Regions from separate parts of the Mus musculus genome. Here region 2 is linked to region 1. The links are chromatin loops, found by intact Hi-C in ENCODE. Cell type or tissue: gastrocnemius. All regions are shown on one strand. Links, peaks and the distances in the headings refer to the core of each region. The heading gives the core; the rest is flanking DNA.

Region 1 (8,337 bases), core at 227-8,226:
ACAGAGGACCACTTGGTCTTACCGGCTGCTAGCCTAACTCCAGGGTCAATGAGAGACCCCGTCTCAAAGGAATAAAAACAACAGTAAAGCCAAAACAATCCAGGCATGGTGGTGCCTGTCTATAATTCTAGCACTTGGGAGGTGGAGGCAGGAGGGTTGGGAATTCAAGATCATCCTTGTCTTTATAGCAAATGCAAGCCCAGTATGGGTCTGAGACCCTGCCTAAAAAAAAAAAAAAAAAAATTCCGGGCTGGAGAGATGGCTCAGTGATTAAGAGCACTGACTGTTCTTCCGAAGGTCCTGAGTTCAATTCCCAGCAACCACATGGTGGCTCACAACCATCCATAATGAGATCTGACACCCTCTTCTGGTGCATCTGAAGACAGCTACAGTGTACTTAAATATAATAATAAATAAATCTAAAAAAAAAAATTCCTTTCCATTCATGTACCAAGAATCAATCACTGAGAGCCTTCTGGTATTAGAGAAGTAGGCAGATAACATTTGTTGCCATACAGAGCTCATAATGCAGGGAGGAGAATAAGCACAGGCAAACCAATACACTACACAGAACACACAACTCAGGGAGGAACGTAATGCAGAGAAAGGGAGTGGGGCAGGGCCTGTTTTGTGATAGCTGTTTAATCTAAGACCAGGGTGGGAGGACTAAGCCTGAGCAGGGCAAGAGTGAGTCAGATATATGTTCTGGGGAGAGGGGAAAAGCTTCCTGGGCATGGCCTTGGGGACAGGAGTGGGCTGGATACTCTGCAGGAACTGGAGCTAATGTGATTAAAATTAGGGCATTACAGATGAAGGGTCCAGGAATGACAAAGGAGACTCGATGTACAGTGTACAAAGCATACAGAATACTGCCTGGAGCCTTCTCCACCAGTCTGAGAGTGAGAGGCCTTCACAAGTCTGTGAGGAATTGGACGTGGTGGCCACCAGGGCCTATAGGTCCCAGGAGTCTACCACATAGCACCACAAGAGGAAGCGTGGCTGCTCAGGCTTAGAGCCAGGCAGTCAGACCTGAAGCTTACAGGTCAAGGACTCCGGGAGTCCAGGGTAGCTCTGCTGGGGACTGCGGGAAGGCACTGAGCTGGGTCATGAGAATGGAAAAGGCCTTTGAGGCCGTTAGAGAGGCTGATGTAAGCCAACCAGGAGCCTGTGAAGAAGGAACGCTGTGAACTTACTGTGGACTCTGGATGGGACAGAGTGCAGAATGCTCTTCCCACAGGGGACCTTCTACAAAGAATCGCGTTAACTATGGTGAGCGAATGTACTTGGATGCAGAGACATGGAGAGGAAGCCCTGGCATGTCCATATTATCTCTGTGGGAATGGCAAAGGCCTAGGAGAAATATTGTTGGCTCTTCTTATATGCCCAAGGATGATAAAACATAGCATCTCCCTCGCTCGCTACACTTGCATCTGCTTAAGCTAACTGCAAACGTCACCTCATGTTTTGTTTGCTTAATAAGAACGAGACGTGCTTTGTTTGCACTACTTGAGCTCAGACGTTCAGAGTCCCCTGGTTATCCCACATAGATCATTGGCATTTTCCTTCAATCCACAGAGACTTATCCCTGCTGGCCGGGTCTGGTTGAGAGCCTTAGAGCCTATCATGTATTCTATGTATCTGTTCTTGCCGAGATCTGTGTGCCTATAGCCACAGCAAAGCTGGAGATAGAAGTCTGGGGAGGGGTCCAGTGATTCGGACCACCCTAGCAACTCAGGTTTCCTTTGCTGTTTATAATAACCTGGGATTGGGCCAATCCATAATGCTGGAGCCCTCGGAAGACAGGTTAGCAGCTTGGGTGATCTGAGGTGCTGTTTACTCTCATAGAACAAACTGAATCACGTGTCCCATCACTGAAGGAAAGGCTCGTCCCGCTTCAGACCTCAGCTTGCCTCTCTTCCCGCACAGACCGCAGGTTCCCTGGGAATAGGGATTATATCGGGTTTCCCAGGGTGTATAGCATCTGGGATGGAAGGAGCTTGGTTAATCTACTGAAGTGAACAAGCAGAAGTGTCTCTCTGGCCCAGAGCTGCAGCCTCCAAGATGACATCCTGTTCTCATGTCTGTACATGGGCACCATCCTGAAGACTTTGGTTGTCCATTTCAGTTGAATGGAAATGGGGTTGACAGCCACAGAAATCCAGATGGTGTAATGAGCTTGTATTCCCGTACAGTCCAACTGAAATGATCTGGATCATTCTCTGTGACAGTTGCTCCAGTAGTCACATTGAGCACAGTGTTGGGTGCTTGGGGAACCTGGCTGAGGAGCTCGGAAGGGAGCCAGCCAGACACAGACTGGCAAGCAAGCTGTGAGCTGTGGGCGACCTGCCCAGGGATCTGAGCGTCTTGGCTGAGTTGCTGTGGGTCAGAGGACAGTGGGTGTAAAAAGGGTGGCTGATGCCTGGGCTCCTGCTCACAGTTGCTCTGCTTCTTCTGTGCATAGATCTGTCGTAGGCATCCCAACCTGTGAATCCCTGATACAGCTGCAGCCTAGACACAGCTATACCATCTATGTGCGAGCCCTCAACGTGGGAGGCACCAGTGCCAGAAGTGAGCCTGCTACAGTGCACACCACAGGTCTGTAAGCCAGCCACACTCTTGGGACTCAAAATTAGCTCTCCATGTCCCTCAAGTACCAGAGGCTATCCCACTGGATCTGGGTGGCCTGTTTTTGTTGTTGTTGTTGTTGTTTGTTTGTTTGTTTTTTGAGACAGGGTTTCTCTGTGTAGCCCTGGCTGTCCTGGAACTCACTTTGTAGACCAGGCTGACCTCGAACTCAGAAATCGACCTGCCTCTGCCTCCCAAGTTGCTGGGATTAAAGGCGTGTGCCACCACTGCCCAGCAGCCTGTGTATTTCTTACTTCATGGGTTGTTTGGCTTTGTTTTTTGAGATGGGATTTTGCTTTGTGTCTCAGGCTGGTCTCGAATTTAATATGTAGTCAAGCTGACCTGGAGCTCAAGGTGATCCTTCTGCCTCAGCCTCTCCAGTGCTGGGCATTACAGGTGTGAGCCAGAACACCTGCTTTGGAAGACGGTTTTACCACATTCCCAAGAACTCCAAATAGCCAGGCTCCTGCTCCTTCTGTAAGAAGGAGCCCCTCCCCTGTTAGAAGCCAACTGAGTCTCCACTGTTCAACCTCCTCCCGACTTCCATGCTCTGTCTGACCATCCTGGGTGCTGACATCCCGTCCCATGTGCCTTCACTATGTCAGAGAACTGGCATGTCCCAGGTCCAAGTCCTAAGTAAGCAGAGACCTCATTAGAAACATCCATTGCCAAGCCCAGCCCAGCTGACCCATCCCCTGCAATGCTCTGCTAAAAATCTCCCAGAGCAATCCAGTTCAAGCCAGCTGAGTGGGTGGCCTCCAGGTGAGCGGCAGAAGCAGAGAGGCCAGCCAGTGTTTGGGAACAAATGTCCCTTCCTGAGCTCTTTCACTGAAACACTCTGAGCCTCTGTCCCTGTTCCCATTGGCAGGAGGTTAGGTCTGTGACTGGCACATTCATATTCCAGCCTCACAGATGGGAAGAGCAAGCTGGGTGTTTTGAAATTAAAGCTGCTTGCTCTGAAAAACAAACTGAACAACACTGAGAGCAGAAAACAAAGGCATAGCCAGCTCTGTTCAGAGCCTCTTTCAGAGGCTGAGGCAGGAGAATTGTTACAAGTTTAAGGGCTGCTTATGGGACAAAGTGGTTGCAGTATGAGACCCTGTTTAAAGAGCAATAACAAAAAGCAAATCCCCTCAATATGGTTTTTCCTTGGCAAGGTTAGAAATTCTTACTCAGGTCCAAACACTCAGAGCCTGCAAATTAAAAACCTGGTGTCTGGGATCAGAGAGGTGAGTTGCTCAGTCTGACTTCTATCATCTACTTCTTAACCACCTGAGCCTCAGTTTCCTCATCTACAAAATGGGGACAGTACCATCCCTATCTAGGTACAGTCATAAGGGCTAAGGGAGAGAAGATATACAGATTGCATGGCACTAATTGTACAAGTCCTGCCCCCACCCGCAATAGTGGCCACCCTATTCACAGGTTGGTCATGACTCTGCCAGGGGCAGGGGTTCTGTGCATCCATGGGGAAGAAGCCACATGCTTGGGTAATACTCTTAGACCATGCAGGGAAAGTCCTGCAATAACAGGTTGGGGTTTCTCGATGTTCCCTCTCCCCACAGGAAGCTACTTCCAATTGAACAAAGACACCTGCCATCCCTGGCTGACCATTTCTGAAGATGGGTTTACGGTAGTTCGAAGTGAGAAGAAAAGTTTCAGAAAGGAGCTGCCGCCGAGCAAGACGCAATTTACCAGGTATCTGACTGCCTCTCCCTGACCCCCATGGAGCATTTGGGAAACGTAGCTAATGCCCAGAAGAGGAGAAGACTGTGGTGGCCTCTGCCCAGGGAAGTCCCAGGCTGTGGGCACTATGGGATATAGCCAGACTATCAGGTCACATAACACAGGGATAGACACCAGGCACTGAGTGAGCACTTTCTCCTGTTGCTGTGACATTTCCCCCTTAGTCCAGTGGTTCTCAGTCTATGAGTTGAGACCTTTGGCAGTCAAATAACCCTTCCACAGGAGTCACCTAAGACCATCACAAAACACATGTTATGATTCATAACAGTAGCAAAATTTTAGTTATGAAGTAGTAACAAAAATGTTTATGGTTGAGGGTCACCACAACATGAGGAACTGTATTAAAGGGTCACAGTATTAGGAAGGCTGAGAACCACTGCCTTAAGTCTTGTCTTCTCCAAGGAGAGAATTTGGTCAAGAGACACAGTGCTGGCAGAAGTTCATTTGTGAAAACAGGGCCTGGCTGCAGAGCTGGAGGGAATGGCCCCAGCACAGTGGATTCTTTTGAAGCTTCTTAATGAGTTATATGAATATTTATGAGGCAGGCGGCAAGTTTCTGAGGGAAAGGTGACCCTTCCCCTCCCACATCATGGTGGACCAGATCTCTGTTTAGACGATTCAAAACCAGCTGCTCTACTGATTCAGATATTTTGTTAGCCCACATGTGTGACAGTTGGGCAAACATCCTGGCTACTTAGTTTCTGGTGTAACTGGAAGAAATAACTCCAGCTCAAAGATGTTTGCCATTCTGCCCTCCAGGAAACTGAGCACCAGTTCTCATGGTTCCTCACGGCTAGTTGTTTGCTCGCCCCATCACCCTCACACCAACGATCACATCACCAAAGCAGCAGGCAGGATAGGTATTCCAGATCGAAAAGTGGCACGGAAAACTGTCTTTGCACTTACACAAGACCAGAGGGCAGGTTACCATTCGGGCTGTCTCTCTGTCGAGCTTGCTAGCTCCTTCCAGAGCTCAGTACATTATGCTGAGATATTAACTTATATTTTTCATCTTTTTTCAAGGAGTTATAAGAGGCTTAAAATAAGGGCTACTGTATAATAGAGAGAAAAACAAAAGCAACAAAAGGAAAGGGACAGATTAACTCCCAAGGCTGAATCAATTTCCACGCTTAAAACAGTAAACATAGCCTCTCTACTTCCCAGGAGTCAGGGGGAAGCTAAGAGTTCAGAGGATCTGCTGATGAAGAAAGTGGCTTTCCTGTCGTGGGCGGCAGCTGGAGACACAGCCCTTATGCTGCCAGCTATCCCAGCCCACGAAGGCCTTTACTTAGGTGAAGTCCTGTAATCAATCACAGACAATTTCAGATTAAGTCAGTGTTAGGTTAATGCTTTTCTGTAGATTAAGCGTGGGTGGAGAGGCAGGTGGAGGATTAAGAACAGAACAGTTGTATGTATTTAAGGAGGTGCAGGTGCTCTCAAGCGAGTCTAGCATAAGTGGGGTTTTAGTTTAAGAGTCTCATGTAGCTATGGGTGAGCCGGAATGTCCCATCTTCATGCCTGTTTCCTAAACCCGGGGATGATGGGTGGCTTGCCAGCACACCTGACTATGGAAAATGCTTTTTGATCATCTTTATTTTTTGCATTCTGCTTCTTGAGACATGGGAGAATTTAAGAGCCATTGTCTTGGCTCTGGGAGGAGGTCCAGCTGAGTTAGCCCCATTTTAATCTCCAGTTTTAGTGGATCTGAAATGGCTGTGCTGTGTACAAGGGTGGAGGGGGAGGTATTGTCCCTGCCCTCCCCTTGGACTCTTCAAGCAGGTACTCGTCAGACATGCCTACAAAAGAGGAGGCAGAGGAACACAGGCATCCTTGGAGCCTCACCTAGTGTGCTTTCCATTGTGGTCACCACAACCAAGGGCAGCTTGGAGAGGAAAGGTGCCTTTATACCCTCCACCTGCATCCATTAGTTCCAAGCAAGCATGTATTGCAAGTGGCATTTCCCAATTGGCTGTCACTGTCTGCATCATCAGTCTCTAGGCTCTCAGGCAGGCTTCAGTTTGGCCTTCATGTGGAAGTTTCCTATGTGAATGTGAGGCCCCACTTGCTGTTTACCTACATTTATGTGGAAGTGGCCACCACCCCAGCAGTGGGTTCCTCGTAGCTAGCACAGGAATCATGAACTGGATGTTCACTTTGGAGGTTCTGGTGTGATCCAACTTGCAAGAGAAACCTTCCTCCATGGAAATACCTGAGCCACCAGCGGTGGTTCCCAGAGGAGGGCTCGGGGTTGGTGTTGATGACAGGGAAGGAATGTGCTATCATGCTTTTGAGTCACCCTCTGGATTTTTTTCCCCCAAAAATGTTTCCTATCATTCTCACTATTACTATGTGTGCTGTGCATGTGTGCACAGACACACATGTGCTGTGGCATGTCGGTGGTGGGGTGGTGTGGGGGACTCTCTCCTAACACTTCCCGTGGGATCTCGGGGTGCGACTCAGGTTGCCAGGCTTGTCCAGCAAACATGTTTTGCACCAGCCCAACCTCTGGAGTCTTGTCACCCCTAGCATAAATGGTACCTCAGAGATCCTTCTGGCCAGTGACGAACTTCAAGCATATGGTGCCTTGACTGTGGTGCTTAGGTGCTCAGTCCTTCCCATCTTACAGTGTATCTACCTTCAGTACCAGAAATGCCTTAGCCATTTTAAAGACACAACAGAACCTGTTCTGTAGGTTTTACTGTTACTTCATTCCATGTTTCATACCAGGCGATGCAATCTTCCAATCTTCAGCATCAGCTATGCTTGGAGCACCACCGTGAAGCATGTCCCCACCTTTTGATAGAGCCCAGAGTCTTATGCATGCTACACAAGAACTCTAACACCCCAGCCCAGCCCAGCCCAGCCCAGCCCAGCCCAGCCCAGCCCAGCCCAGCCCAGCCCAGCCCAGCCCAGCCCAGCCCAGCCCAGCCTGTGCTTCTACCCTTTCTAAACCCAGGTGTGTTGCTGTCATGGGGAATCTGATTCCGGTCCGAGGGCGCCATTACTGGGAAGTGGAGGTGGCTGAGCATTTGGACTACACTGTGGGTGTGGCCTGTGAAGATGTCCCTAAGCAGGAAGACCTGGGAGCAAACTCCTTGTCCTGGTGCATGAGGCATACATTTGTTTCCAAAAGGTAAAGTCACCTCTACCCACCTGGATACCCACAGCAAGGATTCGAAAGACGAAAGAGAGGTTTTCCTGACAGTAATCAAGACACACACATTTGTTTAGAAAAAACTCAGGTATGTCAAGAGTTGTTGCCACCCACTTCACCTGAAAGAGAAAGAGCATCTAAAGCTCGCCATGTGCTCTTCAGGTACCAACAGCGTCCCCCTTGAGTCAGGGGCTTAACTGTGTAGCCCTGGCTAGCCTGGAATGCATTATGTAGACCGAGCTGGCCTCAAGACTCACAGAGATTCATCTGCTTCTGTCTGCCAAGCTTTGGGATTAAAGGCAAGTCCCACCAGGCCTGGCCCATACGGTCCTGTACGTTTATAAATAAAGGCTGCCCTCACAGTAGCTGGATCATCCACCCACTTGTGGTCAGAGCTTGGCTTCCAACCCAGGCAGTTTGGCTCCAGCAGTATAGGTCTTAAGCTCCTGTATTCCATCCTCAGAGCTGCTGTGGAAGCCATTCCATCTTAAGGCAGTGTGGCCAAGGGTTCCCATGACCATAGCTTGTCACGGAGCACTACATAGACTAGATACATGGAGGATAAAAAATCCCAGAGTCCTGGCCAATGCCCAAAATGCTTAGATTTACAAGGCCATGGCAACCACCTTCCTTTACTTGAAGACTTTCAAAACAAAGCACGCAGGCAGGCGTGTCCCTCAAGGCCCCTACCTCTTACAAGATGTAGCCTCTGGCCAGCAGTGGTGGTGCACGCCTTCAATCCCAGCATTGGGAGGCAGAGGCAGGTGGATTTCTGAGTTTGAGGCCAGCCTGGTCTACAGAGTGAGCTAGTT
Region 2 (8,337 bases), core at 217-8,216, 200 kb before region 1:
CACTTGCCCCCTGCTATTACCTTCTCTGTTGTTCTATCCACCCCTACAATGGCCTCTTTTCACTTTCCTGGTTTCTGCTATTACTCAAGATTATGTACTCACACCTGAAGATTTGGAGCTAGGAATCTCAGATGAGAGAGAACATGAGATACTTGTCTTCCTGGGTCTGGGTCACCTCACTCGATATGATCTTTCCTAGTTCCATCTATCTACATGAGGATTTCATGATTTTATATGTGCCACATTTTCATTATCCATTCATCAGTTGAAGGACACATAGGCTGTTTCCATTTCTTATCTATTATGAATAGAGCAGCAATGAACATGACAGAGCCAGTATCTGTGGAATAGGACCAACGTTCTTCATTCCTTAGGCATGTCTTGAGGGTGTACCTTGCACGACATCATGAAATTTTAATATCAACCATTTGACACAGAAACACTTCAGAAAGCATGTAGCGTGCAGCCTTCTTTAATTTACTTTGATGATACAGATTAATCTAGAAGTCAGGCGACTGAACAGCCCTCAAACTAGGAAATTCATTGCTGTATGAATATTTATGCTCCTTTCTAAAAGGTAAGTATCCCAAATTATTATTTATACACCTCTTGTCACCAATGCATGTCTCTACACATAAAATAAGTGAAGTGGGGAATTGGAAGACTGTTTTAAATTGTAGCTGTGCAGACATAGCAATCCTACTCCTCCACCCTCACGTCAATAATTTATGTGTCTGTTATATCAGCTTTAATTACTACTCTAGGGAAAATTAATTAAAACTATCCAGCAGAAAATAGTTTTCATTAGCTTTGGGAGTATTGATTTGATGGTTATTAAAATTTCATCAAAATTTAGTGCAGTGGTTTGAATGAGAATGCCTATATAGGCTCATGTTAAAATACTTGGTCCCTCATTGGTGGACTATTTGGGAAGGATTCGGAGGTGTGGCCTTCTTGCAGGAAGTGTGTCGCTGAGGATAGGCTTTGAACTTTCACAATCCCATATCATTCCCAGCGTGCCCTCTCTGCCTGCTGTTTACAGTTCAAGACATGAGCTCTCAGCTGTTCATGCCTTCATACCTTTGCCCCACCACCATGGACTCTGACCCTCTGGTACCATGAGCCCAATTAAACACTTTTGTAAGTTGCCTTGGTCATGGTGTTTTGTCAGAGCAATAATAAAGTAACTAAGACAAGTAGGTTAAGAAACAATATATCCAATTTGTCAGTGTATTTGGAATAAAAGATATGGCAAGTGAAAAACAATATCTAAAAACAATATTTAAACAACTGACAGTCTTTTTTCCCCCTTCCCCCTCTCACTCTCCCTTGCTCTGCCCCCTTGCTTCAGCCCACTCGCTCTGGCTCATAGGTTCTTTTTTTTTTTGTTTCTCATTACAGATGGTTGTGAGCCACCCTGTGGTTGCTGGGATTTGAACTCATGACCTCCAGAAGAACAATCAGTGCTCTTAACTGTTGAGCCATCTCACCAGCCTCAACAATTGATAATCTTTTAATAATTTACAATAATACTTTTCATAATCAAACATATTTAACACAAGACAAATGTCTTAGTTAATGGCATTAAATACTTTTATTTTTATTTATATGTATCTGAGTGTATGTACCCATGCACATGGATATCCATGGAGGCCAGAAGAGTTTGCTGGCTTCCCTTGCAGCTGGGGCTGAAGGTGGTGGGGAGCCATCTGACAAGAGTACTGAGAGCCAAGCTTAAGTCTTCTTCAAGAGCAGAAGTTATCTCTCTAGCCCTATCATTAAATACTTGAAGTAAAACTTTAGTTAGTTATGTCTGTTGGTGAGTATTAATTGGAAAAAAATGAAGTAATGGAAATTACACTACAACTAGTTTTCCTTTGGTGTCAGGAGAGACAATGTCAACTCAATGCTGTCATTTTTTAAAGAGCAGTAATAAGAATACTTCCAATTGAGGCTAGATAAGGCAGCCCAGTTAGGGAAAAGGGATCCAATGGCAGGTAACAGAGTCAGAGACAGCCCCTGCTCCAGTTCTTAGGAGCTCCACATGAAGACCTAGCTGTACATCTGTCGTATATGTGTACAGGCTCTATGTCCTTCCCATGATGGGGGGAGGGGAGGGGAGATGGAGGGAGTGGGAGGAGAGGAAGAGAAGAAGTCATGATCAGGATGCAAAGTAAATTAATTAATTAATGAAAAAAAGAATATTTCCTAGAGAGAATGAGAATATGATTAGCTGCCATGTCAGGAAAAATGTAGTTAAGACAGTCTACCATTCTACTTGTAATCTCAGTACAGTGTTAGGGGTGGTGGCTGAGGCAGGGGATTGCCATAAGTTCTAGAACAGCTTGGCAATAAAGTGAGTTAGAGGCCAGCCTTGGCTGCAGAACAAGACCCTCTCTGAAAACAAAACCGTTTTTAACCTGCTATAATGATTTGCCTAATTTTTATTGTAAGATTGGTCTTATTTACACTTGATAAGCAGCAGATACTCGATTTTTCTAGTTTTTTTTCTTTTGCAGGAATAAAAATTCAGGAACATGGATGTATCTTCACATTGTTATTACATGGTTTCTTGCTATTTTTAGTAACATTAATGAAGCTTAAAAATAAAGGAAACCTGGGAGACATGGGAACCCAGGATAATCTCTGCAAGGCAAGGCGGGAGTGGGCATTTAGTTCTACTTGTATTTCCTTCTTACATTGTTTGCAGCTTAGCTATCTTTGAAGAGCAAAGGAGGTGCGTGTGATGTCATAGTGTTAGCCTGGTAACAAACGTCAAGTTGCCAAACTTACCAGAAGACATCCTCAGGAAGTATTCAGATACCTAAGGACTATGAAGAAGACATTCCAAATATCCATGCAGTGTATATATTGTTATAACAAAGTCTTACAGCTAAAACCAAAGCTTTAAAGCTGATAGACATTCCAAGATGCTTTCAATTATATTTTATCTACCTCAGAAGTGTTCTTAAGCCAAAGATAGGAGATATTCAGAAAGTCTAGAATATTTTTGTAGTTTTTCTTTCTACATAACATTTCCATTAGGAACAATCTAATTCCAGTCCTGGTTATTTTTAATATAATAATATAAATCAACAGTCTTAAATATTTTTAATATTTTAAATATTTTTAAATATCAGTTTCACCCTAGAAACATATACAATAAAGGCATATCTCAGAATATATGCCTCAAATTTATATAACTGGATCTAACCAGTTAGCTTTTCTATTTAGTTTTCTAAAATAATAAATAATTTGAAACTTATAAAAACTAGAATAATTATGATATCTGTCTTAGTTTGGGTTTCTGTTGCTATGATAAACACCATGACCAAAGCAACTTGGTGAGGAAAGGGTTTCTTTCAGTTTACAGTTATAATCCGTCATCCAGGGAAGTCTGGGCTGGAAGCTGGAGGCAGGAACTGAAGCTAAGGCCATGAGAAGTGCCTCGTCATGGCTTGCTCTCAGCTTGCTTTCTTATACCATTAGTCCTATCTGCCTAGGAATGGCACCACCCATAGTAGGTAGGGCCCTTCAACATCAGTCATTAGTCAAGAAAATGGAAGCATTTTCTCAATTATGCTTCCCTCTTCCCAGATGTGTCTAAATCTGTATGGGAGTTGACAAAACCCAGCTAGTATAGTAGCATATAGGAAATCCTAATTTATAAAAGAAATTTATACAGTGTCATTATCTATATTATGCTACTACTATAAGTGAATGAACTCATACATTCACTCCAAAGTACCAATATTGAGATTTATGAAACATATATGTTGAGAAGACAAAAAATCCACAAGTACTAGAAAATGTCGGCAATATAACTTTTTTCTTAAATGACTAAAAATTCCTTTTATATTATATGATGAATTTTATTGGATCAAGAAGCTTTCAAATTTGCGATTCCATCTTATACCTGACAGAATAGCAACGATCAATAATACAAATTAACAGGTTATGTTGGTGAGGATGTGGAGCAAGGGGAACACCCCTCCATTGCTGGTGGGAGTGCAAACTTTATTAGCCATTATGGGAATCAATATAACAGTTTCTCAGAAAGTTGGGAATCCATCCACCCCAAGACCCAGCTATACCAACCACTCCTGGACATATACCCAAAGGATACCATGCCCTAAGGACACTTGTTCAACTATGTTCATAGCAGCCTTATTCATAATAGCCAGAAACTGGAAGCAACCCACATGTCCCTCAACTGAAGAATGGATAAAGAAAACGGGGTGCATTTACACAGTGGAGTACTATTTAGCTATTAGAAAACTTACGTTGTGAACTTTTCGGGCAAATGGATGGAACTAGAAAAAGTCATCCTGAGGGAGACTACCCAGACCCAGAAAGACCAACACGGGCTCTGCTCACTTATAAGTGGATATTAGCTGCTAAGTGAAGGAGAATCATGCTGCAGCCCACAGATCCAGAGGCTAAGTAACAAGAAGGGCTCTAAGGGGACACATGCATCTCACGCGACACAGAGATAGACTTTTTCCAGTGGCACGGGGGGGGGGGGGGGGAGGAACAGCAGATACCCGATTGGGAAGGGAGGGATGGAGAGAGAGAGCTGGGAGAGAAGCCTGGAATGGGGAGGCACTTAGAGGGTCATGTGGAAACCTAGTGCAGAGGAAACTCCCTGGAACCTCTGAGGGTGACCCTAGTGAGGCCTTACAGTAATGGAGAACATGGAGCCTGAAGCGGTCATCTTCTGTAACCAGGCAAGGATTCCAGTGGTGGGACTGGGACATACCACTTCAACCCATACAAAACCTTCAACCCAAAACCTGTCTTGCCTGCAAGTTGTGCTAAGGCATTGGTGACTCAGAGCTTGTGGGAGTGGCCAACCAATGACTGGCCTAACCAGGCCCAAACCAGGAGAGGGAGCCCACGCCTGACACATTCTCTTGACATTGTTATATGTGTTAGTGATTGAAATAGTCAATCGCTGTTCCACTCAACTGGAGGACTGAGTTTAAACCCCGCAGGCCAAATAAAATTGCTTCTAGTTGTAAAGAGAAGGCTGGCTTTTGTTATTGTCTTTAAAAACCCTGAAGTTTGTATGTCTGACGTGTGTACTATAAAAAATAGCACTAGATTTTTTGCAGAGTCTCATATTTGTGACAGAGTATGCTACCAAATGTTTCTGGTTAAAGCTTTTAGATTCTGTTTAAGAGCCCCAGAAACCATTTTGACTCATATTGCAGGCTAGACAAGTATGTCTTTATCAACATTTCGTCACTTAGTGCTGCTGTAACTTTTAGACAGCAGTAAGCTCTAGGTGGCGTCAGCATGTTCACTATCAGGTTTAATCAGCCGTGTTTGTTGCAACATATGTCATGATTATGATCGGTACCATAGCATCAATGGATGAGACACCACCTATAACTGGTTGGTTATTTTCTGGCACATAAACAAGAAAGGTAAACATAGTTTTAGCCAGACATTATGGCACATGCCTATAATCCCAAAAGTTGGAGAGTGGAGGCAAGAGGGTCAGAAGTTCCAGTCATCCTTTGCCATCGAGTGAATTTGAGGCCAGCCTGAGCTACATAAGACCCTGTTGCTCCCCCACCCTTCCCAAATCAGAAACACACATGCCAACTAACAAACCAAGACCCCAGGTAAATGATCACCATAGATCAAAGAAAGGTTCAGCATCCTGCCAGCTTCTGGGTAGAGACTGTCTCAGAGCTTCTGGTTTATAGCTACGTCCTTTGACAAGGACAAACAAGGAGTTTGTTGCATTAAAAGACTTAGAAATTCTTCCTCTGACATTAGATGCTTTCTTTCAGAGTTATTTTCATTAACCTAGGCTATCTCAGCCGTATATGAATCAACTTTTGCATTTCTGAATTCATCTAAAGCACTATTACAGATCATGGCTTTGGTGACACACAGCCTTTTCGTTTCTTTCGGAGGGGGATTAGCGGCGGCGTTGGGATCTCACTGCTAGATTCGCTGCCTCACTTCAGTGGATTTTTCCTGAGCTCCAGGAACTCAGGTAATTAAGCGATGACTCTTTCAATAGTGTGATGTTTGTTTGGGGGAATGCATGAATTTTGGCTTTGTGGACATTGGAATTGTGGTTAGCATCTCTACGATGCCAGTTGTTTTCTGATGATCAGACTGAGGCGCAGACTAACTGTGTTTTGCTCGGGTTCTGCACCGGTGGCTCTCCATCTCCCGCTGCTGTCAGACGCATTACAGGCTCGCCCAGCCCTGTAAGTACACCACTTTGGACATCACAACACTCACAGCTACTGAGGCTCTTTGTAGCATTTTCCTCTAATTCAAGAACTGCATCTTTTTCAGGAATATAGACTCCCATTCTGAGCACAGCTTTCTGAAAGATGTCCTTATTGTAACTTGTATAAAGAATTATAAATTCTTTCTACAAATTGTTTTGAAGATTGCTTGAATTCATAATCTGCCTCTGAAAGCAAACCTTCTTATAGCAAGGACTTTCTAATATACTAAATGGATCAATAAATTCCAAGCAAATGGTGCTTGGTAAGGAGTTTTTTTAATCGTCAGATGTAATTATCCAAGCAGGTTGATGTTAACAAAGTGGCACAAAATTACCAGTTAACTTGAAAATAGATTCTCTTTGAAGTCCACGTGGAAAATGGCAGCTTCATTTACCCTGAGGTGCGGCTCATCTGACTGAAGCTCTGATTTTCCTGTAAACACAATTTCAATTTAGGAGCTCTAGCTACCCCTTCGTGGGGCCTCTACGAGGAAACCAAAACCCCACCACCTCTCTGCCAAGTCCGTCTGACTTTAACCAGCCGTTGTCACGCACAGTGAGGGCTCACTCGTTTTCTTGTCTCCATATTTTCAGGACTGTCATCATTTTTGTGTGGGGTAGGAACCAGGTTCATTTTCATTCCTCTTACAAGGCATGCTAAACAGAAAATTCCAGAATGGCTTGTCACATTTCCCTTACATTACCCTGCCTCCTGCCACCAACAAGCAGCCATTTCCTTGCCCAATGGAATTTAAATTACCATATGTTTTGTTTTTAGGTTTTTTTAAAAAGCAAAATTGTAAAATAGAAAATCCTATGAAAATGATCCACCAGGTCATTTCTGGTTGTTAAGAGATATTCTGTTTATCTTTAAAAGACCTCTCTTTGTTTTATTCTGTTTTAGTATTTTTATGAATTTGAAATTTTCATACAATGTATTGTAATCATTCCTACCTCAGCTCCCTCCTGCATGTGTCCCAGATCCACCAGCCAGCGGAGTCCCCACTTTATGTTCATGGGCTCTAACTGGTGCCACCCATACACTCCTGGGGTGGGGCTGTTGACTGGAGTGTGGCCAATCCACAAAAACATTGGATAATCCTCTTTTTTAAACTTAATTTTATTTTATTTTACTTATTATATGTAAGTACACTGTAGCTGTCTTCAGATCTCATTATGGATGGTTGTGAGCCACCATGTGGTTGCTGGGATTTGATCTCAGGACCTCCGGAAGAGCAGTCAGTGCTCTTAACTGCTGAGTCATCTCACCAGCCCCCTGGATAATCCTCTTAAAGGACATTGACTCTCCCTCCTCTAGAAGGCATCAGCTGTCCACAGCTCCTCAGTTGAGATGAGGTCATGAACTTCGTGCTTGGTCATGTTGATTGGCCTGATCTTGCGCAGGTCTTAGGCAGGCTACCATAGAGTTTCAGGAATTCATCTTTGCAATATAATACATAAAATTGAACTCCTTAGCTATTCTTACACGCAGTTCAGTGACATTAAACATTTCACATTGTACAACCATCATTTTCAGAACTTTTTTACTTTCTTCCTGAATTGAAACTCTGTGCCAGTGGAACACTAACTTCCCATCTCCCTTTTTCCCTAACCTTTTACAACCAGAATTCTGTTTTCTCTTCCTATGAATCTGACCATCCTTGGCATCTCTATTAAGTGGACTCATTTTTTAGTTTCCTTTTGGTGACTGTCTTAGTTCATGTCAACATGATTTCTTTAAGAATCATTCACACTGTAGCATGTATCAGCACACCTTTCCTTTTTAAAAGTTAAATAACATTTCATTGTGGGCTTATGCTATGTTTCTATGTTTTACTTAACTTGGGCTGTCTCTGCAGGTTATGTAGACACAGGTAACCATTTGAGTCCTTACTATTAAAGTTTATGGGCTTATACCTAAACTTGGAAATTCTGGGTCAAATGGTAAATTTATTATAGATAAATGAATGAATGAATGAATGAATGTTTTAAAAAACAGGAAAGAAGCTGAGTGGTAGCAGCATGTGCCTTTATTGCCAGCCTTTATTGGGAGGCAGAGGCAGGTGATTCTCTGAGTTCGA

What was found. Peaks named below come from ENCODE experiments on the same cell type or tissue, not always from the same donor. Only the 100,000 strongest peaks of a DNase experiment are listed, where the experiment ranks them.
Region 2: a loop joins it to region 1, with 2.1 times the contacts of the local background. A loop is called at or near these places in 4 of 42 quality-filtered maps.

Annotation. Positions count from the first base shown.
Region 1 is chr7:81,536,298-81,544,634 of GRCm38, reverse strand. Fsd2 (fibronectin type III and SPRY domain containing 2) reads left to right here. Exons shown (of 13, transcript NM_172904.2): 10 at 2,462-2,595; 11 at 4,191-4,323; 12 at 7,328-7,504. Among named protein-coding and RNA genes, the nearest start is that of Mir1839, 11 kb to the right of the region's middle. In gastrocnemius, for the core only: no CTCF peak of the experiment used is centred there; DNase peaks (open chromatin) are centred at 2,324, 3,376, 4,829 and 6,346; H3K4me3 peaks cover 273 bases; H3K27ac peaks cover 5,263 bases.
Region 2 is chr7:81,740,885-81,749,221 of GRCm38, reverse strand. It overlaps the pseudogene Gm18806. Among named protein-coding and RNA genes, the nearest start is that of Gm42400, 14 kb to the right of the region's middle. In gastrocnemius, for the core only: a CTCF peak has its summit at 4,869 (motif pointing right); a DNase peak (open chromatin) is centred at 4,874.